Linked DNA regions of Homo sapiens: region 1 is linked to region 2. The links are chromatin loops, found by intact Hi-C in ENCODE. Cell type or tissue: HCT116. All regions are shown on one strand. Each heading gives the region's core, and the rest is flanking DNA. Links, peaks and the distances in the headings are about the cores only.

Region 1 (15,395 bases), core at 4,523-12,522, 730 kb before region 2:
ATGCTATCAGGCCTGAGTGTGGGACAACAGTCAGCCCTCTTATGAGCCTCTAATTGCAAAAACAGGAGCATCATAAAACGTTACTAAATGAAAGCTAGCGCCAGAGACAACCTCGGCAATCGCCTCCTTCAACCTTCTGGCTCACATAGGGAGCAACTGGAAGCCCGAGGGGAAGCAACCAGGCTGCGGCCAGCACAGCTCACAGAGGCCGCCAGGACCAAACCAGAACCTGAAGCCAACTCAGAAACACCATGTGAATATGTACTCTTTTCACACATCTGGATGCCTGATGCTGAACCTATTTCATAAACTGAATTATTTCACTTCCTTTTCCCCACTCAGCTAATATCCCTTTCACTGCCTGTTAGCAATGCTAAGGCAAGGGGAGGCAAGGCCAGTGAGAGAGAGAATCACACAAATCATATCACTATATTTTTAAACCATTTCTAGAGGGGAAAACAACAACAACAACCATACAAGATTTCAGGGAAAGTGGAAGTAACCTACCCCTGAGCCACAGAAGAGAAGAGGCATGCTTTTAGTGTTGGAGTGTGTGTTGTTTTCTTCACATCTTCTATAATTCCACTGTCACATGATGTAGCTGCTTTGTGGTATAAAGAAATAAATGTGAAGCTTAAGTACCTTTTCTTTCATTAAGCCTGAACAAAAGATATATGTCTTATTTATAAATTTTTATTCACTTTTCTGTCTCCATTAAAATAGTGAATCAGACATAAAAGGTAACTACTTTCTCAAATGTTCCTGTCATCTTCTTTGTTGCCAATTATCCAGAAGTCCATACTTTTAAAAACCAACTTCTCTACCAGAAATGACAAAAGTGAAACAAGAAGCTCACTTGGCAGAGTAAAATGTGTGGAGGCACGAGCAAGAAAGGAATAAAACCTAAAGAGCAAAAGGGAGCTGACCAGCAAAAAGTGGGCTGCATTTGAAAGCAGTGCTGATTGATCAAAATAATACTTTTAAGCTCTCCTTGATTAGGTTATAATATTGAGTCGCTTGTGTTCAATTCTTAACTCTCTGATGCTAATAACCAACTTTTTTAAAGTTATATATATGGTTTTTAAAAATTCAAACACTAACAAAAAAATGTGAAAATAAAATCTACCTTTCTTCACCCTGACTCCCAATTATCTTGGAGGAGGCAGCTGTTAGCAGTTTCTGCAACATCCTTCCAGGTGTTCTGTGCATGTATAAGTACACAGATATCCTCTAAAAAAAAATTAAATGTACACACACTGCTCGCATCGCTGTCCATGCATGTTTCTGAACACTCTCTCACATCTGAACACAGATGATCAGCTGTTCTGTCCTAACAAACACACATTTCTTATAGGTACAGTTTTGAATACATACATATCTGGAGGATAAACTCTTAAAACTAGAATTAAGGATCAAAGAGTAAATATGTGCATTTTAAATTTTCATAGAGATTTGCCAATTTTCCCTCAAAAACAGCCTGCATAGACTCCTGTCAAAAACCTAACAGTGCTTTCCTTCCTAATCGTTATCAACACAGAATATTAAGCTTTAAACTCAAAATTCTACATATGTGGCAGAATAAAAGTGGCATCAACAATAGTTTCTACATCATACTATCTTAGAACTACTAAGGCTGGGACTTCTTGAAATCAAACGCATTCCCTTCACTTTTTTGAAACCATGCCTAATCTGTAGTTGTAGAAAGAGTTGCCATCATGACAACCAGATAACAAAAGTCAAATGACAATCTGTTTAAAAATCTGTACCTTTGCAGGTAAAAGAAGCAATTTTTGTAAAGTTTGTTGTAGAAGTAGGTAGTAGTACTGGTTCAAACTGCAGAGACAGAGCATCTCTCTGTGAGAAATGGCGTATATCCTGAAATAAAAGAAAAGTCCCATGTGACTACTCTCAGCTGGGAGAGTATTTATCCAGTTTGAATGAACCGTTAGAATAAATAGCACAGACCAGCCATACATAGCAACTGCTCAGCATCTGTGCCATAACCATATGGAGGGGATGCTGACAATCTTCATACAAACAGAGGTTCAAGCAAGGGCAAATGGGCTTAAATTAAAGCAAAAAAGAATAAAGATAGTGCTTCTGTCTCTGTTCCTGAAAAACCCTCATATTCTACAATTAAATGCACACTTGCAATTTTAAAAGTTACTTTAGGTAAGCATTTACAATTACCTGTATCCATATAAGGCTGTTTCCTGAATGTAATATATACATATTTACTGCTGAATCATCTGTCCAAAAGAATCAGAGTATTAAAGCAGAGTATTTAATCAGAGATTAAAACAGAGCCATCTCATTCTCACACCTTCATATAATCATTAAAATACCACATTACACATTTCTATAAAAAATGTTAACTTGTTTCTCAAAACTGAAATCAAAACTAGGAGGTGTTTTCTTTTTTTTTTTCTTTTTTAATCACAAGAAAAAAGATCCTCATAAAAATGCCTACCAACCTAAGCCCTCTAAATGATGAGGAACTACCAGGAGCAAAATTCTGAGTTTAGGGTCACACAATGCTCTTCTGAATGAAACTAACCAACTGGACGACTTCAAATAAAGCTATGTTCTCCTGTTGATTAGAAAGCTCCTCATTTCCTCATTTGGATAACCACATTTGGAAAGAAGAAAATCCTGAGATCTCAGGTTTCAGGCTTCCTTTTAGCCCTCACCCACAGAAGTGGTCCCCATGGGTCAGGGATCTGCCCTCATAGATGTTCACTGGCCACTATGAGAATCACCAAGCACTGAGGACAGGAGAGCTCTCCTGCTGATCCAGCACTACCACAGCCAGCTCTGAAGACTGAAAGGTAAAGGCTGTTTAACCAATTAAGACTGCCAAAGCAGGGCACGGTGGCTCATGCTTGCAATCCCAGCACTTTGGGAGGCCAAGCGGGGAGGAATGCTTGAGCCCAGGAGTTCAAGACCATCCTGAGCAACACAGGGAGAACCTGTCTCTACAAAAAAAAAAAAAAAAAAAAAAAAAACAACAAAAAAAAACGGTTTAAATTAGCCAGGCATAGTGGTGTGCGCCTGTGGTCCCAGCTACTTGGGAGGCCAAGGTGGCAGGATCGCTTGAGCCCAGGAGGCTGAGGTTGCAGTGAGCCGAGATCACATCTCTGTGCTCCCACCTGGGCTACACAGCAAAATCCTGTCTAAAAAAAACAAAAACAGAAACAAAACCAAAAAACAAACAAAAAAACCCAAAGAATAAAAACCATACTTTCTTGAATATGAATACAAATATACAGTCACATTCAGAAGTCTTGATAACCAAAAGATACTAGTATACTCTACGTTAGGAATTTCATGGATCACAGAATGTGTCTCTGAAAAAAGTTCTTAGGAAGTTAAACAGATGAATGCATTTATTTCTGATAAGTAGGACACACATTTCCAAAGATAAAATTCATAAAACTGAACACTAAAATTCTACCTAACTTGTCAAGCATCCAGGAACAACCGCAACCTATTAGCTATTTAAAATACAAAACAGCATGATGTGGTTAAATGAGCTTAGGCAAATCATTAAAAGTGGAACAAGAAACCCAAGACTTCAAATACTTTGTAAATATTTATATTAAACTGTCATGCCCATTTAATTTCCTTACTGTCTCCAAACATGAAGAAAAATTATTCCTAAGGAAACTCAGAATAGTTTGCAGTTGTCACTTCTCCCCAAAATAATACAGCCTTCTTAGCAGTTGTAGGTTGAGAACCAGTTACTACTACAATCACTTAATAATTAAAGCAAAGGCTATTTGTCTTGGTTTGCTATGATACAATCTGTTCATAAATGCTATAGAATGATGATGCAGACTGATGAAAATATAATAAAATTTTTAAACATTCCACCTTACCTGAGGTCTCAGATTCATCTGTAGCTACGTAAACAATAGAGAGATGATCTAACAAATGTTGTGTGTTTTCTTCAAATTCTTTTGAAAAGTTTTCCATTGTTACCATTATGCTCATTTGTAGACGCAAAACATCATCAGATTCCAGATAACAACCCTATGGTTGGAAGGAGGAGGAAAAAAGGAAAAAAAAAATCATCTCAACTTTGTGGTTTCAAACTATGGAGGAAAGGAGAAGCATTTAACGTAATGGGACGTGTGTGAGAACAGAATATGCTGTTTTGTGTTTTATTTTATTTTATTTTATTTTGAGACGGAGTCTCACTCTGTCACCCAGGCTGGAGTGCAGTGGTGCGATCTCGGCTCACTGCAAGCTCCGCCTCCCAGGTTCACGCCATTCTCCTGCCTCAGCCTCCCAAGTAGCTGGGACTACGGGCACCCGCCAGCACGCCTGGCTAATTTTTTTGTATTTTTAGTAGAGACGGAGTTTCACCGTGTTAGCCAGGATGGTCTCAATCTCCTGACCTCGTGATCCACTCGCCTCGGCCTCCCAAAGTGCTGGGATTACAGGCATGAGCCACAGCGCCCAGCCTTGTGTTTTATTTTTAAGCAAAGAGGCAGGAGGAAAGCAGAGAGAAAACACTACACATTTTATTTTACCTTTAATTGCTGACACACTTTATTATGTAAACTGCATTCCAGTTGCACCTGCAAGAGGCTAGTATTAGTGGTTTCTGCCTAAAAGAAGAAAAAAGGAGGAAAAGAACTTTAAGTAAAAGGCTCAATCTCACACTAATAATAAACAATTTATCAAGTATTCAGAAACTACACTTTTTCATTTATTCAATAAATATCTGAGTATCTGCTAAATGCTGGGCATTATTCTTTTTAGTGGATACACAACAGTAAGCTAAACAGAGAAATCTGTTCTCAGGACTGTCACTGAGCTTACATTCTAATGAAAATCATAAGTTCTCCCTCGGGCAACATGAAAATTCCTTATTACACCTATAAGCAGGTGAATATGTTCTAAATATACACAGGAACACTGGAGTTTGGTGTTTCTGATGTTTGTTGAAAATGTTATTTAAACACAGGAATCTATTGTTATTTTAAAGTAGGTTTACAAAGTAACAAAATTCTAAGTGTGCCTTCCATCAGTACAATGACCTAGAAACCATGACCCTCAAGTTAGACCAAAAAAACAAAAAATAAAAAAAAAGAGATGTCCAAAATTCAACTGACTATCATTTTTAACAGGGAAGAGTTATGGATGAAAGAGACAAAAGCATATAAAAAGAATGCAAGACTCTGTCAAATTTAAAGATCTTAACAGCCCCTGGGATGATGTCAACACATATTTAAGAAAAGGAAAATGAAAAATCAAATCAAGGGATACAACCTTGGGTAGGAGGGTGGGGGCTACAGGCATGTGAATACAGCAAAAAGTTACTCAGTGCAGTATGTGAATCTAAAAGACATGGGCTATGAGACTTCCTCTTTCATTAAGTTTAATGTCTCTGGCATAGTGATTAGAAAAAGGTACTCCACCCGGGAGCCACAGTCCTAACATCAAATCTTGGCAAGGTAAGAAGGCATTCTCCAAAGCCTAGGCTGGCTTAATAGGGAGTACCTATTTAAAAACCCAGGAAAGATGCATTACTAAGAAGAATCACTACAATTATGTTTGTTAGATTTATAAAACTTACCCAAGTACATTATAAAAGAATACATTTTAAACTACTTCAATTGTCATTCAGGCAATTAAAATACAGAAAAAAAAGAATAGGTCAGGCACAGTAGTGGTTCACATCTGTAATCCCAGCACTTTGGGAGGCCAAGGCAGTGGATCACTGGAGCCCAGGAGTTGCAGACCAGCTAGGAGACATGGCAAAACCCCGTCTCTACTAGAAAAAATACCAGAATTAGCCAGGCGTGGTGATGTGCGCTTATAGTCCCAGCTACTAGGAAGGCTGAGGTGGGATGATTGATTGAGCCCAAGAGGTCAAGGCTGTAGTGAACCGTGACTCTTTTAATCTTTTTTTAAGAAAAAGAATAAAATATATTTTTAATGCAGTAAAAATATTTAAGGAGTTTAAGTTTGTAAATGGGACCAAACATTAAACACTCTTTTAAAGAAATCATTGTTCATATCTGCTAGTATTCTTAAATAGAATAATATGATTTGTAAAATGAATCTAAAATCTTAAACTAGATTTTTTTGTTTTTTGAGACAGGGTCTCACTCTGTTTCCCAGGCTGGAGTCGGGTAGTGCAATCTTGGCTCATGCAACCTCCACCTCAGCCTCCCAAGTAGCTGGGACTACAGGCACACACCACCACACATGGCTAATTTGTGTATTTTTTATAGAGACGGAGCTTCACCATATTTCCCAGGCTGGTTTTGAACTCCTGGGCTCAAGCAATCCACCCACCTCAGCCTCCCAAAGTGCTAGGATTACAGGTGTGCACCAATACACCAGCCTGAAGAACTAGATTTTTAAATTTGTCTATGAACAAATCCCAACATCAAACAGAAAAAGCCCACTTTCTGAAACTGATTTTTAATTTTTAAAATTTATCTTTAAAATTAAAAGAGACTTGTTAGGCTGGGTGCAGTGGCTCATGCCTGTAATCCCAGCACTTTGGGAGGCCGAGGTGGGTGGATCATCTGAGGTCAGCAGTTGGAGACTAGCCTGGCCAAAATGGTGAAACCCCGTCTCTACTAAAAATACAAAAAAAAATGGCCAGGCATTGTGGCTCACGCCTGTAATCTCAGCACTTTGGGAGGCCGAGGCGGGTGGATCACGGGGTCAGGAGATCAAGACCATCCTGGATAACATGGTGAAACCCCGTCTCTACTAAAAATACAAAAAATTAGCTGGGTGTGGTGGCGGGTGCCTGTAGTCCCAGCTACTCGGGAGGCTGAGGCAGGAGAATGGCGTGAACCTGAGAGGCAGAGCTTGCAGTGTGCCGAGATCGCGCCACTGCACTCCAGCCTGGGCGACAGAACGAGACTCCGTCAAAAAAAAAAAAAAAAAACTAGCTGGGCATAGTGGCGCACACCTGTAGTCCCAGCTACTTGGGAGGCTGAGGCAGGAGAATCACTTGAACCCAGGAGGTGGAGGTTTCAGTGAGCTGAGATCATGCCATTGCACTCCAGCCTGGGTGACAAGAGTGAAACTCCGTCTCAAAAAAAAATAAAATACTTGTTATACTGCCCAGGCTGAAGCACAGTGGCAATTCACAGGCACAATCATAGCGCAATGCAGCCTCAAACTCCTGGCCTCAAGCGATCCTCCCACCTCAGCCTCCTGAGTAGCTGGGACTACAAGCGTGCACTACCATGCCCAGCTCTGAAACTGCTTTAACTAAGGTTACAAATGATCCTCACACGGCCAAATCCAACAGAAACTTCTCCTTTTGTTCACCACTCTCCCTGCTGCCACCAGCCCCCTGTCCTGTTACAGCCTGAACCACTTGTCCCTCTCGGTTTTTCTTTCTCTCTGGTTCCTCTGCCAGCTGTTGCTCCTTTAACCATCAGACACTGAGTTATGCTGGATGCTGCCTATGCCCTCTTCACTCTCTCCCAGGGGAGCTTGTTGGCATGCTGAACCCTCCCACATCGATTCCCCTAGCTTAGTCCTCTCCATACCTATATGTCCAACCAGTGACTGGGCATCCACCTGAATCTTCACACACCCCAACCTGGCCACCTTTGCTGTGTGCCTCATCTTAGCACCATTATTCATCAACCCTATCATTATTTATCCAGTTGTTTAAGCCAGAAACCTGAAAACCCCTTTCACTTCAGCTTCTCATACTCTCCTCAAACAAATCCATAACCAAGTCATACTGATTGTACCTCCTTCATGAGCCCTTAAACCCACTCACTTCTCCTCTTTCTTAATAAATACCCCAGATATCAGGGGTTAGCAAACTATGCCCACAGGTTAAATCCAGTTTGCTGCTTATTTTTGTCAGCAAAGTTTTATTGGAACACAGCCATGCCCGTTCCTTTATGGACTGTCTACTATTGCCTTCGTGCTATGATAGCAGAGTTGAGTACTTGCAACAGAGACTGTACAGCCTACAAAGTCAAAATAAATACTCTAACACCACAAAACTACACAAAAAAATGATGGTGCAGTAACTTCCTCTTAGTCTCCCTGCATCCACCTCTGCCCTTTCCACTCCATTCTCCACACTGCACCAAGAGTGAATTTACCCATATACAAATCTGGTCATGCCACTATTTGCTTAAAACTCTTCAAAGACTTCTCACTTGGCAAAAGTCCCAAATCCTCTGCTGTCGCTATAAAACTCCGGCACCTGCCTAGTCTCGACCTCCCTGCGCATGCTCCAACCTCACTGGTCTCGTTTCTGCTCTGCTTGCCTCAACACCTTTGAATTTTCTGTCCCTTTGCCTTGCACCCACTCCTCCAACCCACCCACCTCTCCACCTAGCTAAATCTGATTTATGCTTCATGTCCTGGCTTAAATACCCTCTCAGACACCACAGCAACTTCTACCTGACCTTTTGTAACACTTCTCACAACAACATGGTCAAGGTCTACCTACGCCAGGAGATTCTAAGCATCTCGTGCTTCGAATGCACAATGCCTATCACTTCATCAGCACTCAATAAACAGCTGATGAGTGGATAGAGGTGGGCATACAGCCACAGATGCTAGGGAATCAGCTTGAAAAGGGCAAGAGAAGCTTGAAAAGGGCAAGAAACAGAAAATAGTAAACGGTGCCTACAAAATAAAAGAATAAAAACCTAACAGTGTGTATTTCTGATCTGAAACTTTCAAAAAATGTTTAAAGAAAAAAATCATATTAACACACTTTTAAAGTACACATTTATAAGTTTTTTTTTTTTTTTTAAGAAATCTACAACAATTTAACTATGTTAAGGTCTTAACCTGACAAGGCAATTCTCTACCCTACAATATTTCTTCAAATGAAAAGATGTTAAAAGTTCACACTCATATTAACAGTTTTTGACACAATTAACAACCCTATTTCGCAGAGTAATTTGCTATGATTTAAAGCCTAATATTTTGTCATTCTTAGTAAATCTCTGGACGGATATATTTATAACTTGCCATTTTAATTAAGATTCTTCTATTAGCGAGAGGCATTTTAAAAATCACTATTTTGTTTCTTTTGTTGTAGGACATATTTCAGAATCCCACAAGGGGGAGTTCTAGCACCTCCAAACTGCCCTTCAGAAGTATGCTAATTTTTCTAAAAGAAAAAGTTTCAAGTCCATATCTTTCTCAAAAGAACAAAACAATTGGGCCGGGCGCGGTGGCCAACGCCTGTAATCCCAGCACTCTGGGAGGCCGAGGCAGGCAGATCACGAGGTCAGGAGATCAAGACCATCCTGGCTAACATGGTGAAACCCTGTCTCTACTAAAAAATACAAAAAATCAGCCGGGCATGGTGGCGGGCGCCTGTAGTCCCAGCTACTCGGGAGGCTGAGGCAGGAGAATGGCGTGAACCTGGGAGGCAGAGCTTGCAGTGAGCCGAGATCGGGCCACTGCACTCCAACCTGGGCAACAGCGTGAGACTTCATCTCAAAAAAAAAAAAAGAACAAAACAATAGCAATATTAACTTGATAAAAAAGAAACTCTAACCAAAATGTTAGCCAGGGGGCAACCACATACTAGGGTTACAAGTTCCCCAACTGTCCCCAACTGAGCACACTGTGTGACAACAGGACACGCCCTCATCCAGAGTGAGCCTGGGCTGATTAGACAGGAAAAACAAATAAAAACGTAATTCTCTAGTTTTGAAACCTCCCATACTCCTTTAACAAATCAGATCAGATATTTTATAGAAAAAAGAAAAAGTAACTCTATAAACAACTTTTTCTTAAGTAGTCTTCATTGAAAGTATTAATATAGTTTATATATTTCATATTATTTCATATAAAGTATTATCCCCTTTTAGAAGATGGGGGAAATTGTGGCTTGGAGGGGTTAAGAGACTTATCAAAGATCTTGGGGCTAGGTAGTAGAAAAACAGAAAAAAAAATCAGGTTTTTCAACTGCAGTCAGTACTTTTTTAACAAATTAAAATAGATCAAATCTGTTTCTCCTAGGTACCTAAAGGCCTAAAAATCCATCAACACAGGGATATATATTAGAAAACCATACCAAGATAAAATGCAAAGGTCAAGAAAATAGAAATGTTAAAACTCCTTTTGTATGTCATGTATTTCCACAGTTTTGTGGTGAAGAAGTATGAATTTAGGGAACTGGATACTAGAGAGAAAGGAATCATCTCCCTTCACTTGCTAAGGAATTGCTGGTGCCCTGGGCCACAAGAAGGGTGTGATTTGGGGGGACTGTGTGCAATTAAACAGGAAAGGAAATAACAGACTTAAAGTATTAAGTCATTCTGATGTCTTATCAACAAGAGTAAAGCACAGCCTAATAAATAAATATATTTGAGAATCTATATTAATCCAGACAGAATGAACAAGAGGCTTGATGTTCCTGGTAATAACCACATGAAACCTTTTTATTTAAGGACTACAACTTATGAAATATGAAAGAATTACTTAGACAAATCCCAATCTTAGATTCTGTATTTCTCAGACATCTTTCTCCCCTTTCACAATTTTGAATGCTAAATATTAGAAGTCATTATAAAAGTAAATCTCGGCCGGGCGCAGTGGCTCACACCTGTAATCTCGGCACTTTGGGAGGCCAAGGAGGGCGGATCACTCGAGGTCAAGAATTTGAGACCAGCCTGTCCAACATGGTGAAACCCTGTCTCTAGTAAAAATACAAAAATTTGCTGGGCATGGTGGCACACGCCTGTAATCTCAGCTTCTCGGGAGGCTGAAGCTGGGGAATTGCTTGAACCCGGGAGGCGGAGCTGCAACTGCACCATTGCACTCCAGCCTGGGTAACAGAGTCCATCTCAAAAAGACAAGAAAAAGTAAATCTCTTATGCCAACATATGCATCTGGAACACTGATTCTGTATAAGCCATCTGACTGCTCCAGCAGGTGGCCCCCACACACAGTATTATGCACATGGCAAATGATCTTGTATAAAATGAGAGCTATCTTGGGTGCCTTCCACATAACACTCAGATTCTATAACCACACTCCTAATTTAGTGTTTCCTGCATAACAGCAGGCTCAGCTGAGTTATTAATAAGTACTGTACAGCTATTTTTCCCTGATATTAAATAGCAATTGTGTTTCAACCCCCACCACCACCACCACTACCCTTTTATTCCTCAGATATTAACCACTAAAACAAAATCTAACTATACTGCCAGACCCACTCATGCAAACATTTGCAAAAACCTAGGAAGTGGCTGAAATTAGTTTGCTTTGAGGAAAAAAGAGGCTACTGCATATGGATAGCATTTTTCCTTATCCACATCATTTTAGAAAAGGCAGTGTGGCCAAGTGCTTAGCCAACACAGATTTGAGATCAAACCCCAGCCATAAAAGCCTGGGGACATTCCCCACCCACTCTAAGACTCAGCTTCCTCTTCTATGAAATCAAGTTATTGAATTCACAGCAATATGATGGGTGCTAAATGAGATACATATGCAAACCACTGGGTACACAGTAGGCCTCAAAGGGGAGATTATATTGATTTGCTCATTCACAATTAATGCATTTATTTAATAAAATTCCACAACAAATAATTTAGATGCTTGGGGGAAGCATTTTTCCCACATTAAAGCTTTTAGAAGATAACTCTTTACCACACTCCTTTGGTTTCTAAGAGATTTTTTTTCCCCTAAAACACTTCAAGTTCTTTTTATTTCATGATTGGAACAGAACTCAAGAAAAAAAGAAGTGTCATTTACTGGACACTACCTCCCACTCCCTGAAATGTGCCAGAAACCCTGAAAGACAGACAAAAAACAATTGGGAGACTAAGATAACCCCTGTACTATCTAAACTTTTGGTTTGGCCAAGTGGAAGTCATCTGTGTTGGGCAACACCTTGGTTTTTACACCTGGATAACTAGCTTTTAACTATTACAACCTGGGCTGGCAGCTTCAGCAGAGCCATGTGGGATTTTCACCTTGATAGGTCAGGCAGCGTATGTTGGCTCTGTCCAAAGGCAAGTAACTATTTTTATACAATTGGATGATGCTGGGCCTCAAACAAATGACAAGTAGGCCCTGCATGTCTGGCACAGGCCCTGAAACAAGATCCAGGCTCGGCAAAAGTTTAAGCTTTGTGATGCAGGCTGCCGTCGCTTGACCTTGAGTAGCATGGGCACAGCTTATACTTAAGCAGGCATCGCTGTGGCGAGAATTAGGCTATAAAAGAAAGGACGCTGTGGTGGTTCCTCAAAAAACTTGAACAGAATTACCAATTCCATTTCTAGGCATACACTCAAAAGTGACAGCAGGGACTCAGATACTTATACACCCATCTTCATGGCAAGACTACTCATAAATGCCACAAGGTGGATAAACAAAACATGATATATATGTGCAACAGAAAATTATTCAGCCTTAAAAAGGAATAAAATTCTGATACATGCTATATAACATGGGAGAACCTTGAAGACATTATGCAAAATGAAATAAACCAAACACAAAGGGACAAATACTGTATAATCCCACTTCTATGAGGGACCTAGAATAGTCCAATTCATAGAGACAGAAAGTAGAATAGTGGTTGCCAGGGAGAATAATGGTGGCTGAGGGAAGGTGTTTAATGGGTATGGAGTTTCCCCTTGGGGTGATGAAAGGGTCCTGGAGATGGATGGAGGTGATGACTGTACAACACTGTGAATGTACTTACTGCCAGTGAACTGTACGCATACAAATGGTGAAAATGGTAAATTTTGTGTTAAGTATATTTTACCCCATATATATAGGGAAAGGGGAAGGCAAGAGCTAGACACAGCTGAAATGGTTTAAAATAACCAAACTGGGCCGGGTGCGGTGGCTCATGCCTGAAATACCAGCACTTTGGGAGGCTGAGGCAGGTGGATTACCTGAGTTCAGGAGTTCAAGACCAGCCTGACCAACATGGTGAAACCCCATCTCTACTAAAATTACAAAAATTAGCTGGGCGTGGTCATGGGCACCTGTAATCCCAGCTACTTGGGAGGCTGAGGCAAGGGAATCACTTGAACCCGGGAGGCAGAGGTTGCAGTGAGCCGAGATCACGCCACTGCACACCAGCCTGGGCAACAAGAGCGAAACTCTGTCTCAAAAAACAAAACAAAACAAAAAAGAAATAACCAAACCTTGCTGGGTAACCAACACAAAGTTACAGCTAGACAGACAGAATGAGTTCTGGTGTTCTACAGCACTACAGGGTGACTGCAGTTGACTACAATAAAGCCAGAAGGGAGGATTTTGAATGTTCACAACATAATGAAATGATAAATGTCTGAGGTGATAATACGCTAATTACCCTGAGTGGATCGTTACACATTGTATACAGTATCAAAACAGCACTCTCTATCCCATACCTAAGTACAATTATTACATGCCAACTAAAAAGGAAAAAAAAAAGAAAACAACATCTAGAAAGTCAGGTTAAACAGATATAAAAAGAGAAGTGGAGATACTTTGAGATCTCATTGTGCAGGTATTCAAAATGAAATATATCTGTGCTAAATGGAGCTTTTAAAAGACTCTAATAAAGGAAGACAGGCAAGATCTCAGCAGACTGGAATTGTTCCTCAAAAAATAGGCCAGTCATGGTGGCTCACACCTGTCATCCTAGCACTTTGGTAGACCGAGGCAGGTGGATCACTTGAGCTCAGGAGTTTGAAACCAGCCTGGGCAACATGGTGAAACCCTGTCTCCACAAAAAAATATAAAACTTAGCTGGGCATGGTGGTACATGCCTGTAGTCCCAGCTACTCAGGAGGCTGAGGAGGGAGGATCACCTGAGCTCGGGAGGCCAAGGTTGTAATAACTGTAACTGCACCACTGCATTCTAGCTTGGGCAACAGAGCAAGACCCTGTCTTAAAACAAAAGTAAAAATAAAAATAATTAAGAAACCATGATTGAGTTCTAGGAACTGTGAAGAAATACACTTAAATCCCCCATAGTAAACAATTAAGGAGCTCTACCATCAAAGACTGAGGCGGCTACACCAAGCCTTACACAAACCTGGACAGGTGAAAGGAAACCAGGAAGGTGAGTGTGGAATGCTCAGTGCATTTTTCAATGGAGATACAATTACTGCTTGTGCCCTGAGGGAATATGCTTGAGAAGTTTATGGCATTTAGGACTCAATCAAAAGAAGGCACAGCAAAGAGGAAACCATTAAAGGAGAACCAGGCAGGACAAGATAAACCGAGCCTGGGCCTGACTGGGATACTGGGCTGACAGGAGAGTATCTCTTATGTAAGATTATGCAACGCAACAAACAGAAAAAAGATTTGTTTGAACTATAGATGTTTTTAGTAGACCCAGAACTTGATTTTATCTCTTTTGCTTTGGGAGAACACACCGAAAAAAATCTAGAGAAAGATCTAAAGGGAAAATAAATATCTAGACCAAAAAGTTAAAAAAAAATTAAAGGAATGTACTAATTTAAAAAGAAAGAGAGCAACACAAAAAGCTGGTTAAATTGAACAGTGGAGAACAAGCAAGTCCTGGGGGAACAGCCGACTAACACAGAAAAAGAAGGAACTATCACCACTAGGCCCTGATGGACTCACACTTCCAAAGTGTCAACAACTGCTCACCTCAGGGCATCTGCTGAGAACACCACTCCAGTTGAAATAAGTGGACAAAAAGGAAACAAACTTCCCTAAGAAGCAGGTTTCAGAAGCCCCCGCAAGTCCACAGTGAGAGGCAATGGAAACCACCCTGTGCACAGATCTCAACGTCACTGCCCACAGACTGCAGAAGCTCTGCTCCTAACACAGCTTCCATACCACTAGCACAAAAGTGCCGGGAGATGCCAGAAACAAGGGCCCAAGGAAGAAACAGAAATCCACACATGGAAAACAGAAGGAAGGCAGGCCGAGTATGTCGGCTACCGCCAGGCAAATTTATAAACTCTGAGGGAAGGCCAGAGCATCTCAGGTGCCCCTTCCTGAGTAGAGCAGTGGTATGCACAGGTGGCTCCTCTCTAACCCCCAAAGTACCCAGATTAGCCTCCTGACTAATGGTGATCTCTCCCTGCCAAGCGTTAAGTGCAAAGGTCTGAGACTCCACAACCAGCATGAATTCAAGCGGAAACCAAGGTGAGGCTCTCTCCAACTTCCTTCCCTCTCTTTGGTAAATCGAAGTACTAGGGACGATTCTGCTTAAAATTAGTGCTTGGAGGGCTGGGAAGTGGGGGGACACGTTTTCCAATTTTTTTGGATGTGAAGTTAATAATCTGTTATTCTTGTGCGTTTCATTAAGATTGCAGATTCAAGTGAGGCTCAAATGACTTACTATTGAACCACTATAAATTCTGAAACCGTGGGGAAACCACGCACATTCTAGCAAGAACAAATCCAGCCTGTAGCTACTAAAAGTTCCCCAGCTGCACAGAGGCATGGAG
Region 2 (15,395 bases), core at 4,792-12,791:
AAGCTCACTCTGGGTCCCACATGCTCCCTGAGATCTAAGCAGATACGGCAAGGTGCCATTTCAGAGCTCTGCTCCCAACAGATCTCACACTGTCCTGAAAAACAAGAGAAGCATGGGCTGCAGGCCCTAGGACTTAGGTGCAAGTGATAGCAGACTACTGTATCCAGGGCTGAGGCACAAGCACTGCAGGGGCCGAGATCTAAGGGGCATAGATGTTCTCTATCCACCAGCCTAGGCTGCCGCCAGTCACTAAAGGCAGCACCACCCTCTCCAGTGGAAGTGCAGAAGCACAGCTGTTGCCACCTCCTACTCACGCATTCTGCACCCCACCCCTCCCCACCACAGCTAGCACACCTGTACACACCATGGGGGGCCTGAGGACATGCCTACCCAACCTGGCTTCCCCACCCCCCGCAGCTGTGCCAGAACACATAGTCTGGGGGCCACAGCATTGCCCAGCCCAGTCCACTACCACTGGCACCTGAACACTCTTCCAGAGGACCTGAGGTTGGACTACCCACTCAGCTGCTACCACCTCAGCTGGCACCTAGTTGCATGCACTCCCTGAGGACCTGGAGACTGGTCCGCCCAGCCCATCACAGCCACTGCCAATACCCATGCACACTACTCAGGACCCAAAGGGTCGTCTGCTACTGCCACTGCCATTGCCCATGCTATGCTAGCTGCCTAGAGGTCCAAGAACCTGCCCACCTGCCTGGCCCACTGCCGCCACTACTGGCATCCAAGTAAGCCATCTGGAGGCCCAAAAATCCACTCGCCTGGACCCATTAACACTGGTGCCGGCATATACCACCCTGGGGCCAAAGGACAGGCATGCTCAGCCCACCACTGCTACAACTGGGGCCCAAAGAGTGACCTATCTGACATCTAAAGCAAAACTTCACCACAGCTTCCACTAATAACTGTACACTTAATCCACTGAGGAAAATCACAGATACCACTAATGCTGTATACAGCCAAAGAAATTATACAGAGAGTACACTACTGCTTGCACAAGAATCAAAGTCAAAGTAGCCTACTCACCCAATAGCATAGATACAACTTCAGGAAAAAGTCCTCCCCTACAATAGCAAATTCAAACTAATGGAGAAACGATTACACCAGATATCAATGTAAAGACACAAAAAACATGAACAAGCAAGGAAATATAATACCTCCAAAGGATCACAATGATTCTCCAGCAACAGATCCCAACCAAAAAGAAATTCAGGAAACCTTGGAAAAAGAATTCAAACTACTGATTCTCAAGATGAAGATACAAGAGAATTCTGAAAAACAATAGAGAGAAATCAGAAAAACAATTCAGGATATGAATGAGAAATTTACCAAAGAGATAAAGATCATAAAAAAAGAACCAAACGGAAATTCTGGAATTGAAGAATTCATTGCTTGAAATACAAAATACATTCAAAAACTTCAATAATAGACTAGCTCATGCAGAAGAAAGAATCTCAGAACTTGGCTGAGTGCGGTGGCTTATGCCTGTAATGCCAGCACTTTGAGAGGCTGAGGCAGGTGGATCACCTGAGGTCAGGAGTTTGAGACGAGCCTGGCCAACATGGTGAAACCCCGCCTCTACTAAAAATACAAAAATTAGCTGGGTGTGGTGGCACGTGCCTGTAATCCCAGCTGCACAGGAGGTTGAGGCAGGAGAATTGCTTGAACTCGGGAGGTGGAGGTTTCAGTGAGCCAAGATCGTGCCCCACTGCACTCCAGCCTGGGTGATAGAGTGAGACTCAGTCTCAAAAAAAAAAAAAAAAAAAAAAAGAATCTCAGAACTTGAAGACAGGTCTTTTGAAAGAACCCAATCAGAAAAAAATAAAGAATAAAAAAGAATGAGGAAAGTATTCATGACATGAGACAACATAAAGTGACCAAATATTCATATTATCGGGGTCCCAGAGGGTGAAGAGAGAATGAAAGTGTTAGAAAACCTATTTAATATAACAATAAATGAAAACTGTCCAAGTCTAGCAAGAGATTTAGGCATCCAGATACAGGAGGCTCTCAGATCACCAAACTGATACAATACAAAAAGATCTTCTCTATGGCACATTATAGTCAAAAAGTCTAAAGTCAACAATAGAGAATTCTAAAAACAGCAAGAAAAGTGTCTAATCACCTATAAAGGAACCCCCATAAGACTATCAGTGGATTTCTCAGGAGACAGAAGCCAGGAGAAAATGGTATGACATATTTGAAGTATAGAAAGAAAAAAACTGTCCAGCCAAGGATACTATATCCAACAAAATTACCAGAAGGAGAAATAAAGTCTTTCCCAGATAAGCAAAAGCTGAGGTAATTCATCACCAGTAGACAGGCACTACAATAAATGCTCAACGGAGCGCTAAACCTGGAAGCAAAAGGGCAACATTTACCATCATCAAAACACATGAACATACAAAACTCACAGGTAAAGCAAACACATAAATGACAAAGAGAAAAGACTCAAACGGCACCAATACAGAAAACCACCAAACCATAATGAGAAACAATCAGGCAAAAAGAAAGGAACAAAGATTATACAAAATAACCAAAAACCAATTAACAATATGAGAACAACAAAACATATCAATAAAAATCTTAAATGCAAATGGAGACAACTGTAGCTGAGGACATTACAGTCACTCAAATCCCTCCCTACTGTCTGCTGGGGTTCTTTACTAAACAAACAAAAGTTCTTCCAGAAGAAAACTCTACTGTCCTATAGGTAAAACAGGTGTAAAATCTGAAAATCACTAAGGCCTTCCTATGCCTAAGCTGCTACTAACAGAAGGAGCCTAACCAAAAATGATACAAATAGGTTGAATTCCAATTCTGAAGAGAACTATCATTCTGATGTGGTTTGGCAGCTAAATGAAACACAAAATAATAGGGGCTATGTGAGACGAATTTATGACTTGTGAGATAATACTAGGGATTTTATGAGTTTGTTGTTTTCAATAAAATACTCATTCTCTAAGTAATATTATATAGCCTCACAGTTCACCAAAATTTTAAATGTGCTTTCTTTACATAACCCGAAATTTTTTTTTTTTTTTGAGACGGAGTCTCGCTCTGTCACCTGGCTGTAGTGCAATGGCGTGATCTTGGCTCACTGCAACCTCCGCCTCCCAGGTTCAAGCAATTCTCCTGCCTCAGCCTCCTGAGTAGCTGGGAATATAGGCACACGCTGCCACACCTGGCTAATTTCTTTTGTATTTTAGTAGAGACAGGGTTTCACCGTGTTGCCCAGGCTGGTCTCGAACTCCTGAGCTCTGACAATCCGCCCGCCTCAGCCTCCCAAAGTGCTAGGATTACGGGCATGAGCCACCGCGCCTGGCCAACCCTTAAATTTTTTAAGTGTATCAGTTATATAAGTCTGTGCCTAGCTTAGCAACTTATAAAGTATCTGCTACTGAATTTACTCCTATATTTTCCAGACTATATTTCAGAGACAATGGACCCATTTATAATTAACAACATAAAATTCCTAATTTGCATTTTTATGTTGCTGACATTCAATTCAAAGTTTAACACTTTGCAAGGCCAAGCTTAACAAGTGTATAATAAAATGGGATAAACCTGAGTTAACCTTTTATTCAAGCTTTTAGCATAATGCTTGAGTATTTAATAGTTTTTAAAAATATTTTTCAAACAATTAAGCTAAAACAAAATATGCTTTTGGCAAAAGCTCCAAATACATTTTTGTACATTTTAGGTACTTTTAAAAGAATACAAAGTAATATTTGTAGTAATAGCTTTCATAAAGCTGTGAAAAATAACGTCTCCATTTTGCATATTTTAATAGAGGTTACTATAATTATGACATTAAAAACATAAGTTTAGAACTTAAAATTTAGCATGGTAATACTTTTGAACTGTAGTGTAAAACCAACACATGAAGAACACAAAATGTTCAGTAAATTTGTTTTAAAATATATATCCTTGAGAATGTCCTAAGTCTCACTCCTCTTTTGCCCTTGATGACTGAACTTGTTTCCCATGTCTCTAGTACTGTCAGTCCCGCAATCAATTCTTCAAACTAGACAGAGACAGTTTTCTAAAATGTGAACCCAACTGAGACACTCCCATTTTTATAGCATTTAGTGGCTCTCCATTGCCTTTTAGGTAAAGACTAAACTCTTCAATATGGTTTTCAAGGTTTTGCAGGATCTACTATCTACTTATCTCTCTAGCCTCATTTCTCACACACCTGCCCTCACATTCTCCATTCCAACAACATGAATTTCCAGTTCTATGGTCTCACACTTCCTTCGGGTTGTTACAGTTGCTTCTGATGAGAATATTTTTCACCCTTTATCTGGCTAGGTCATCCTTCAGACCTCAGCTTATATAGTAATCACTCAGGTAATCTTTCCATGCTCCCACCAGTACTCAGACCATGCTATACTTGGCCTAGCACAACATTTTTCACATGGTATTAAAATTAATTTGTCTATATCCTCTCTTCCCATTCCGAAGACCATATGCTAAGATCAGGAAGCTTATCTATCTTGTTCACCACTTGTATTCTTGACATCTAGCAGAGTGTCTATTACTTCATTTGGCAAGAAATTTTCTCAGTAACATCTCATGCTTCAAAAGGGACAAAACCTTCCAAAGCATCTACATAATAAATTTTTTAAAGAAACAAACTAAAACACTTATGTTAAATGTTTGATGAATTCTGTTAATTTAAAATCTCCTTTGTTAGTTTAACAGTTAGCTGTCTATAAAAAGTATCTGCCAGAAGCAAAGCTATTATTACAACAGCCTCCACATCCCCAGTTCTGTAACACTATTAACCCCCCTTAAGTGGCCTCTCTGCTTCTCCACAATTATCTTGAGTTTTATAAAACTGATTATCTTCCAACATTCTACTTATCAATATTCTATTGTTAGAAGGCAGGGTCAGCATTTTCTAAACTCTCTATTGGTACTTCTAAACAACCAGTTCTCAAACCTTAATTTCAGTAGGAATCACCTGAGGATCCTGTTAAAAATGCAGATTGCTCTTAGCTGTGTGGTGATTCTCACTGAGTTGGAATGTGAAGCCCAGAAATCCGAATTTCAAAACAAGGAAATCAGGTGATTCTGATGCAGGCGATCCTTAGTCTATTTTGAGGAACTGTTGTAGAGAACTGCTTTCCATTCTTGTGCAACTCTGCCCCTACCCAACCCCCCCGTTTCCTGTGTGTCACCTTCCTCACTGCCCTCGTCCCCACCTCAACATTGTCATCTACCTTCTTTCCAGTCAATTTCAAATATTTATTGAAGACTTTGGCACATCTAGGGCTTCTGCTTTATCCCTAACTCTCACCATTAAACTGGGTGTTTCTAACCTTTTGCATGTTGGTGGGCACATTTTCAGGAAATGATTATAGATGTTCAGTTAGCAATTCCTTCCAAGCTGATATATTCGCTGTCTAGGCTGAAAGTTTTCACCGATCATTAAAAATACAGTCCACTAATGTTATGGTAGGTAGTAAGTTGCTATATTTTAAAATATAAATTGTAAAACACTTAAAATCTGTTCCATGAGCCTGCCTACCTATGCTGATGCAGAATGACAGGGGATAGTAATAATGATATGTAAAGGTATGTGATTTTATTTTCCCTCCGTATACTTGCAGAAATGCGTAAAATTGGTAATCTGGATCAGGTTTGGGAATCTGTAGTTGGACAACATGCCAAAAAAGTGTCAGGGCAGATAAAAGACATTTTAGACTTAGTATAACCCAATCTACACCTTAGTCTCAGATTTCATTAACATCTTCATTTCTAATGCCTTTCATCTTTCATACCCCATATTCCACTCAGGCAACCTAAACTCAAATTGCCACTCTTAGACCTTGTCATCACTTCGGAAGCAACACTTCTAGATTCTCACTTTAAATAAGTTTAATAACTCACTTTATGATCACAATATCCTCCTGTATCTTATTCCATCTAATCAAGAGAGTAAATCTAACATTTTTATTGATTTTTTTCCATTTACCACCATACACACACACACCTGCCTGCCACAGACACACAATTTCAATCTTCTTTTCTCCCTCTCTCCCATTCATTCAACAATATTTAACAAGAACTTACAAGTACCTTTTGGTGGTTCACTGCCTACCCTCTTGGCCTCACCCACTTAGTCTAGATTCTAAGTAGTTCAAAAGCTTGAATCATGTACCAACTTGCATCAAAGAAATACTGAATTCATTCACATACTATCACTGTGGAAATATTTATATGTATCTACATTCAAAATAATTCCTTCAAAAAATTTAAAAACGACATATTCCTAATAGCTTTTGTTTATAAATAACGACACACTCTCAGATTATAATTTAAGACAGATAAGCCTTCAACCTTTCATTATGAATTGTATTTTCAACAAAATTCCTCCAAGAAATAAAAAAAAACATATTACTAATAGCTTTTGTTTATAAATAAGGGCACACTCTCAGATTATAATTAAGACAGATAAGCCTTCAACCTTTCATTATGAATTGTATTTTCAACAGGACTCTCAATCCAGAATTAATTTAATGTATGTGTATATTAAAAATATACTTAAAATTTTAATTTGTAGTAATAGTATTAAAAGTATAGCCTATAGCTGAAAAGCAAACAGTATTAAAATGAATCTAGATTTGTATGGGTTAAACAATCCTTGAAAACCATTTGCCATACCTCTAAAAGGGATCAACATACATATTTGGTCAAAACTGGCTCTCTGAAAAAGCCCCCATCAAATCATTATTGCCATTGACCGAGCTACTACATTTTTTATGTGTGAGTAACGTGGAAACATTATATTGCATTCCTATATAGAATGGAGACAAACTGTAATCACATGCTATGAAAACCCTAGGGTAGGATGGCTGAAGGAGAAAAGATGTCAACTTTTAAGTCTATTTACTAGAATTCATTCTTTTATTGAGCAACTACTATGAACCAAAACTTGTGCTGTGTATACACACTATCTCTGACCTAACAGTGATTCCAATCTCTTGGGAAAAGGAGATAAATAAGTTACAACATGTGACTGGTGGGGGTAGGAGTTGGAGGAACAGTGTTCCAACAATTTCTTGTATTTCTTTCCCAAATCTTCTGCAGATCGTAGTGTATGATATTGCAGACTGCTAAGTACAAGGGAATGAAGAAACGACTTAGCTCAACAAAATCATTAAAAATAAAACTATAACAACAAAGACTCACACTCACAAACCCAAATACCACATGCAGGGAAATTAAGGACACAAGATGTATCAAATATAAGATTACAATATCTCTTCCCTGGTTTTTCAGAGAAGTCTAAAAATCTGGTTTCTAGTCCTCGTCCTCGTTCTTACGTGAATAAACATTCATTTATTCACCATTTATTGAAAGGCCCTCTTTGGTAGTAAGTGCCAAAAACTGTTACCAAACCCTGGAAATAAGGTAATGAAAGAGAGCGCTCTTGCACTCACTGCAGTTATAGTCAAATCACATAAGCTTTTGGTACAGCTATTTAATTAATACTGGGTAATTCCATAACAACTTCAAGGGCCTTTTTTCTCCACTATAAAATAACATAGTGAGACTCCGAGATCTCTAAGGTAGTTCTACTGAACGAATACTCTGTGATATCACTTAAAACTTACAGGTGGGGGGTTCTTAAGACTCAGGGAACCTGAGAACCCTTATGCAGGGTTCAGGGGGTCCTAAGCTCACTAAATCTGAATGCAAAATTTGGTAGGTTTGTGTATGGACATTTTGCTAGAGAAAGTGTTCATAGGTAAAAACACCCTACATTAGTGGATTTTTGTTTTGGGCCTTCCACGGGAAAAATTCCATTTTAGCTAGGTCTAAGGAGGCAATGTCTTTAAATCTACCAACTATAAATTAATTCACAAGAAGTTTCAACCATGTGGAGTTAGTATGATTTGCTTCTGCTCTTAAACTCATGGTATGAGTTGCAAATTTCTAATTAATTTTGACCAGCACTATAACAGCATCCATTACAAATACTACACACAGTTTACAAATCAGAGTAATTTGAATTATTTAGATTAAATTGTAATACTCTTTTTTAAAAGAATAATTTTTAAAAGAATAATTTTAAAGAATAATTCTTAAAATAATAATTTTATTTTTATTTTCTAAATAAAATGCATTTATTTAGAAGCAGAAATATTTTTGCTGTAAAAAACTGAGATAATACTAAGATGATTATCCTCTCCACATCTGGCTGTTGCTGCCCCATCTTAATAAAAAGAAGACACCGGGTGCAGTGGCTCATGCCTGTAATCCCAGCACTTTGGGGGACCAGGGCAGGAGGATCACCTGAGGTCAAGAGTTCAAGACCAGCCTGGCCAACATGGCGAAACCCTGTCACCACTGAAAATACAAAAATTAGCCGGGCGTGGTGGCACATGACTGTGGTCCCAGCTACTTGGGAGGCTGAGGCAGGAGAACAGCTTGAACCTGGGAGGCGGAGGTTGCAGTGAGCCGAGATCACACCATTGCACTCCGGCCTGGGGGCGACAGAGTGAGACTCTGTCTCAAAAAAAAAAAAAAAAAAAAAAAAGAACAAACCTAAAAACATTAACATACGAGGCAATGACTAAACTGCTGGCAAAGGGATTGCTAGGACAAAATCATCTCTACATAGATGTGAATATTGAGTGTAAAGCTAACCAGGGCCTCTCTTAGGACAGACTAAGAAAGGAAGTAAAATGAAAAATCAAATATCTGCAATGAGAAACACAAACAAGAACAAAAAAAAAAAATTGTAATTTCATTGCCTGTGCCACAGTGACACCAGCTGGCCAGCCAGGTTACGACAACGTAATAACCTACCACTTTTATTTTATGTAACAGACTAAACTTTTAAAAGTGCATTATGCATTCAACAAAAGCCATTATAAGATTTTAAACAAGTATAAAAGAAACATGTATATAAGTAAAGTACCTCAGAAAACTTTGGTTATGATTCAGTTTTACATATGAGATCTCTTCACTAGTCTATAAAATATATTAATATACTTATTTTCTCTATAAAATTTTATCTCTATTAAAATAGAAAAATGAATTTGGAGTTAAATGCAATTTTCCTATTTATTCCTCAGAAAAATAAATGGGGAAAAGTAAGCCAAAATTGAGGTAAACAGATGCTTAAAAGATCTTGAGGGAATTTATTCAAAATAGTCAAATGATGCTTCTGAAATACTGTTTTCACTCACGGGTTAAGAGAGCACATGGCTGAGTTTTATTTTAATTCAAAACTATTAAATATGTAAATGACTCATATGCTCTTTGTGTGTGTGTGTGCGTGTGTGTGCGTTTAATTTCAACTTTTATTTCAGATTCAGGGGTTACATGTGCAGGTTTGTTACTCAGATACATTGCATTATGCTGAGGTTTGGGGTACCATTGATACTGTCACCCAGGTACTGAGCATAGTATTCAATAGTTTTTCACCCTTTGCCCCCTTCTCTCCCTCCCTACTCTAGTCGTTCCCAGTTTCTATTCTTGCCATCTTTATGTCCATGAGTATCCAGTGTTTAGCTAGCACTTATAAGTGAGAATATATGGTATTTGGTTTTCTGTTCCTGTGTTAATTCAGCAGCAACAAAAACAGGTGGATGGCCTCCAGTTGCATCCATGTTCCTGCAAAAGACATAATGTTGTTCTTTTTTATGGCTGCACAGTATTTAATGATGTATATCTACCACATTTTCTTTACCCAATCCACCATTGATGGGTACCTAGATTGATTGTATGACTCTGTGACTGTCAATAGCACTCTGATGAACATACAAGTGCATGTGTCTTTTTGGTAGAATGATTTATTTTCTCTTGGATATATACCCAGTCATGGGATTGCTGGGTCTGATGGTAGTTTTAAGTTCCTTGGGAAATCTCCAAACTGCTTTCCACAGTGGTTGAACTAATTTACATTCCCATCAACAGTGTATAAGTGTTCCCTTTTTCTCTGCAGCCTTGCCAGTATGTTATTTTTTGTCTTTTTAATAAAAGCCATTCTGACTGGTGTGAGATGGCATCTCATTGTGGTTTTGATTTGCATTTCTCTGATGATTAGTGATGAGCATTTTTTCATATGTTTGTTGGCTACTTGTATGTCTTCTTTTGAAAAGCGTCTATTCATGTCTTTTGCCCATTTGTTTAATGGGGTTGTTTTTTGCTTGTTCAATTGTTTAAGTTCCTTATAAATTCTGGATATTATACCTTTGTCAGATGCATAGTCTGCAAATATTTTCTCCCATTCTGTAGGCTGTCTGTTTACTGTGTTGGTAGTTTCTTTTGCTATGCAGAAACTCTTTAATTAGGTCCTACTTGTCAATTTTGTTTTTGTTGCCATTTCTTTTGAGGATTTATTCATAAATTATTTCCCAAGGTCAATGGCCAGATGGTGTTTCCTAGGTTTTCTTGTAGGATTTTTATACTTTGAGGTCTTATCTTTAAATCTTTAATCCATCTGAAGTAATTTTTTATATACGGTGAAAGATAGCAGTCCAGTTTCATTCTTCTGCACATGATTATCCATTTATTCCATCACCATTTATTGAATAGAAAGTCCTTTCCTCATTGCTTATTTTTGTTGACTTTGTCAATAATCAGATGGCTACAGGTGTGATGCTTTATTTCTGGGTTCTCTATTCTGTTTCATTGGTCAATGTGCCTGTTTTTGTACCAGTACCATGATGTTTTGGTTACTATAGCCTTATAGTTTGAAGTTGCAAAATGTGATGCCTCCAGCCTTGTTCTTTTTGCTTAGGATTCCTTTGGCTATTTGGACTCTTTTTTTGGTTCTATATGAATTTTAGGATAGTTTTTTCTAGTTCTGTGAAAAAATGATACTGGCAGTTTAATAGAAAAGCACTGAATCTGTAGACTGCTTTAGGCAGTATGGCTATTTTAATGGTATTGATTCTTTCAAACCATGAACATGGAAGGTTTTCCTATTAGTTTGTGTCATCTGATGTGTTTATTTTTAATAACAGCAGGTACAAACAGAAATAATTAATTTGTATTATGTTGAATTTCTTTAAGGAGGTGAAATAGGTTATTGCTTCTATGGAGGCTTGCCCACTGATAAGGTTCATATTCAATAAGGAGAGACCACCAAGACAACCTATGTTTTCCTTTTCTGCCTTCCAATAGGAAGTAAAATAATTGCAAGGGAATCTTTAAAAAGAGAATTTAATTTAAATCAATCAATCAATTCACAAAGGAGGAAATTATTGGCTTTGAATAAGCAAATAACTCATACTGATATGTTGCAGTTTAATTCACTTCATTCTAATAAAACTTTTCATTGTAAATTTTAGCTCCAGATTGACTGCAAGAACAAATCAGCAATCCCGAGAGGACCCACAGACCCTCTGAAGGAAGCGGACTGCTCCCGGAGGACCCAGGAGACACCTCAAGTACTGTGAGTGCCCCAACTACGGAAGTGGGAAAGGGAGAGCCTCCTCTCCCAAACACACTCCCACTGGAGAGGCTGAAGGTCTGTTCGTGGGAGAAGTTTCTGATTTTACCTAAAGCTGAGTCAAGTTTAGAGAGCCAAGAGAAATACAGTGGTACACGAAGCAGCAGAAAGGCCCTGGGAGCTCGCTGGGTCCCCTAGCAGGCCATTCCTGCCTGGTACCACAGGGATCCATCAGGAGGGTGACCAGAGGAGCAGGGGGTAAAACTCCACAGTGAGAAGGAAATCTCCAGCTGAACTTTGTAACAATTTGAACGGTGGTAGAAGCCTCCTGGCCACAAGTCAGGGGAGGGCACAAATCCCGTGTGCAGACTCCACAGGCCATGCAAGAACCAAGCCCTTTTCTTTCGCAGCTGGAAGGTGGGTAGCCTGGGTCAGGTTTTCAAGCCTATCACGCTCTCTGCCTTGAAACAGACTCAGGGCTGTTGGTGGGGGCACAGTGGAAGTGAGAACAGCCCTTCAGTTTGCGTGCGAGCTGCGTGAGGCCTGTGACTGCCGGCTTTCCCCCACTTCCCTGACAACCTGTGTGACTCAGCAGAGGCAGCCATAATCCTCCTAGGTACACAACTCCTGTGACCTGGGAATCTCACCCCCATCCCCCAGAGCAGCTGCAGCAAGACTCGCCCAGGGATAGTTTGAGCTCAAACACAACTAGCCCTGCCCCTACCTGATGGTCCCTCCCTACCCACCCTGGTAGCTGAAGACAAATGCGTATACTCCTGGGAGTTCTAGGGCAGTGCCCACCACCAGTCCCTCTCCACATTACTACAGCTGATGCTTTCTGGAAAGCACCATCTCCTGGCAGGAGGCCAATCAGCACAAAAACAGAGCATTAAACCACCAAAGCTAAGGACCCTCATGGAGTCCATTGCACCCTCTGCCACCTCCAATGGAATAGGTGCTGGAATCCATGGCTGAGAGACCCACAGATGGTTCACATCACAGGACTCTGTGCAGATAACCCCCAGTACCATCCTGGAGCCAGATACACTCTCTGGGTGGCTAGACCCAGAAGAAAGACAAAAATCACTGTAGTTTGGTTCACAGGAAGCCACATCCATAGGAAAATGGGGAGACTACTACATCAAGCGAACACCCCATAGGACAAAAAAAATCTGAACGACAGCCTTCAGCCCTAGACCTTCCCTCTGACAGAGCCTACCCAAATGAGAAGGAACCAGGAAACCAACCCTGGTAATATGACAAAACAAGGCTCTTCAACATCCCCCCAAAAAATCACACAAGTTCACCAGCAACAGATCCAAACCAACAATCCCTGATTTATCTGAAAAAGAATTCAGGAGGTTAGTTATTAAGCTAACCAGGGAGGGACCAGAGAAATGCGAAGACCAATGCAAGGAAATCCAAAAAAAAAGACATAAGAAATGAAGGGAGAAATATTCAAGGAAATAGATAGTATAAAGGAAAAACAATAAAAAATTCAGGAAACTTTTATGGAAACACTTTTAGAAATCCAAAATGCTCTGGAAATTCTCAGCAACAGAATTGAACAAGTAGAAGAAAGAAATTCCGAGCTCGAAGGCAAGGTCTTCGAATTAACCCAATCCAACAAAGACAAAGAAAAAAGAATAAGAAAATATGAACAAAGCCTCCAAGAAGTCTGGGATTATGTTAAACAACCAAACCTAAGAATAATCAGTGTTCCTGAGGAAGAGGAGAATTCTAAAAGCTTGGAAAACATATTCAGAGGAATAATCAAGGAAAACCTCCCCTGCCTTGCTAGAGACTTAGACATCCAAATACAAGAAGCACAAGCAACACCTGGAAAATTCATTGCAAAAAGATCCTAGGCACAATGTCATCGGGTTATCCAAAGTTAAGATGAAGAAAGAATCTTTTTTTTTTTTTTTTCAGTTGCAAGATTTAATAGAGTGAAAATAGAGCTCCCATACAAAGGGAGGGGACACAAAGAGGGTAGCCATTGCTGGCTCGAATGCTTGGGTTTATATCCGGATCATTGTCCCTCCTGCTGTGCTCTCAGGCGATAGATGATTGGCTATTTCTCTACCTCCTGTTTTTGCCTAATTAGCATTTTAGTGAGCTCTCTTTACTATCTGATTGGTTGGGTGTGAGCTAAGTTGCAAGCCCCGTGTTTAAAGGTAGACGCGGTCACCTTCCCAGCTAGGCTTAGGGATTCTTAGTCAGCCTAGGAAATCCAGCTAGTCCTGTCTCTCAGTCCCCGCTCTCAACAGGAAAACCCAAGTGCTGCTGGGGAGGTTGGCTGACGACCGCTCTAACTGCTTCCTGCTGAATTGGGGTGTAGTAGGGGTTGTGCAGTTGAGATTTCCTCGAGACGGGTGCCTTCGATGTCATTAACATCGGAGCATGTGGGCTAGCAGGCTGGTCCAGAGGTAGAAAGAATCTTAACAGTTGTGAGACAGAAGCACAAGGTTACCTATAAAGGAAAACCTATCAGATCAACAGCAGATTTCTCAGCAGAAACCCTACAAGCTAGAATGGATTGGGGCCCTATCTTTCGCCTCCTCAAGCAAAACAATTATCAGCCAATAATTTTGTATCCAGTGAAACTAAGTATCATATATGAAGGAAAGATACAGTCGTTTTCTGACAAATGCTGAGAGAATCAGCCATTACCAAACCACCACCACAAAAACTGCTGAAAGGGGCTCTAAATCTTCAAACAAATACTGGAAACACATCAAAACAGAACCTCTTTAAAGCATAAATCATACAGGTCCTATAAAACAAAAATACACATTAAAAAGCAAAAACAAAAAACAAAAGTACACAGGCAACAAAGAGCACAATGAATGCAACCGTACCTCACATTTCAATACTAACATTGAATACAAATGGTCTAAATGCTCTACTTAAAAGATACAGAACTGGCCTGGCACGGTGGCTCATGCCTGTAATCCCAGCATTTTGGGAGGCTGAGGGGGGCGGATCACGAGGTCAGGAGATTGAGACCATCCTGGCCGACATGGTGAAACTCCATCTCTACTAAAAATACAAAAATTAGCTGGGCATGGTGGCACGTGCTTGTAATCCCAGCTACTCGGGAGGCTGAGGCAGAAGAATCACTTGAACCCGGGAGGTGGAGGTTGCAGTGAGCCGAGATCACGCCACTGCACTCTAGCCTGGCAACAGAGCGAGGCGAGACTCCATCTTAAAAAAAAAAGATACAGAAGATACAGAACTGACTGGGTGCAGTGGCTCACGACTATAATCCCAGCACTTTCGGAGGTCGAGGCGGGTGGATCACCTGAGGTCAGGAGTTGGTGACCAACCTGGCCAACACGGTGAAACCCTGTCTCTACCAAAAATACAAAAAATAGCTGGGCGTGGTGGTGGGTGCCTTGTAATCCCAGCTACTCCGGAGGCTGAGGTAGGAGAATCACCTGAACCCAGGAGGTGGAAGCTGCAGTGAGCCGAGATTGCGCCATTGCACTCCACCCTGGGCAACAAGAGCGAGACGCTGTCTCAAAAAAAAAAAAAAAAAAAAAAGATACAGAGCCACAGAATGGATAAGAACTCATCAACCAACCATCTGCTGCCTTCAGGAGACTCACCTAACACATAAGGACTCAGATAAACTTAAAGGAGTGGTAAAAGGCATTTTATGCCAATGCACACAAAAAGCGAGCAGGGATAGCTATTCTTACATCAGACAAAACAAATTTTAAAGCAACAGCAATTAAAAGAGACAAACAGGGACATTATATAATGGTAAAAGGCCTTGTCTAGCAGGAAAATATCACAATCCTACACAAATATGCACCTAACACTGGAGCTCCCAAATTTATAGAACAATTACTAATAGACCTAAGAAATGAGATAGACAGCAACACAATAATAGTGGGGGATTTCAATACTCCACTGACAGCACTAGACAGGTCATCAAGATAGAAGGTCAACAAAG

The links. A loop is a pair of places that touch in the nucleus more often than their neighbours do. Peaks named below come from ENCODE experiments on the same cell type or tissue, not always from the same donor. Only the 100,000 strongest peaks of a DNase experiment are listed, where the experiment ranks them.
Region 1: a loop joins it to region 2, with 4 times the contacts of the local background. A loop is called at or near these places in 6 of 110 quality-filtered maps.

What each region holds. Positions count from the first base shown.
Region 1 is chr4:153,570,044-153,585,438 of GRCh38, reverse strand. TMEM131L (transmembrane 131 like) reads right to left here. Exons shown (of 35, transcript NM_001131007.2): 8 at 4,536-4,613; 9 at 3,879-4,032; 10 at 2,191-2,249; 11 at 1,767-1,875; 12 at 508-604. Among named protein-coding and RNA genes, the nearest start is that of TLR2, 110 kb to the left of the region's middle. In HCT116, for the core only: CTCF peaks have their summits at 9,061 (motif pointing right) and 10,879 (motif pointing right); DNase peaks (open chromatin) are centred at 9,098 and 10,888; H3K27ac peaks cover 544 bases.
Region 2 is chr4:152,840,299-152,855,693 of GRCh38, reverse strand. All of the region lies in intron 2 of ARFIP1 (ARF interacting protein 1), which reads right to left. Among named protein-coding and RNA genes, the nearest start is that of ARFIP1, 68 kb to the right of the region's middle. RefSeq lists enhancers at 4,438-5,096, 4,983-5,277, 7,989-8,489, 11,845-12,452, 11,342-12,541. In HCT116, for the core only: a CTCF peak has its summit at 8,801 (motif pointing left); a DNase peak (open chromatin) is centred at 8,823.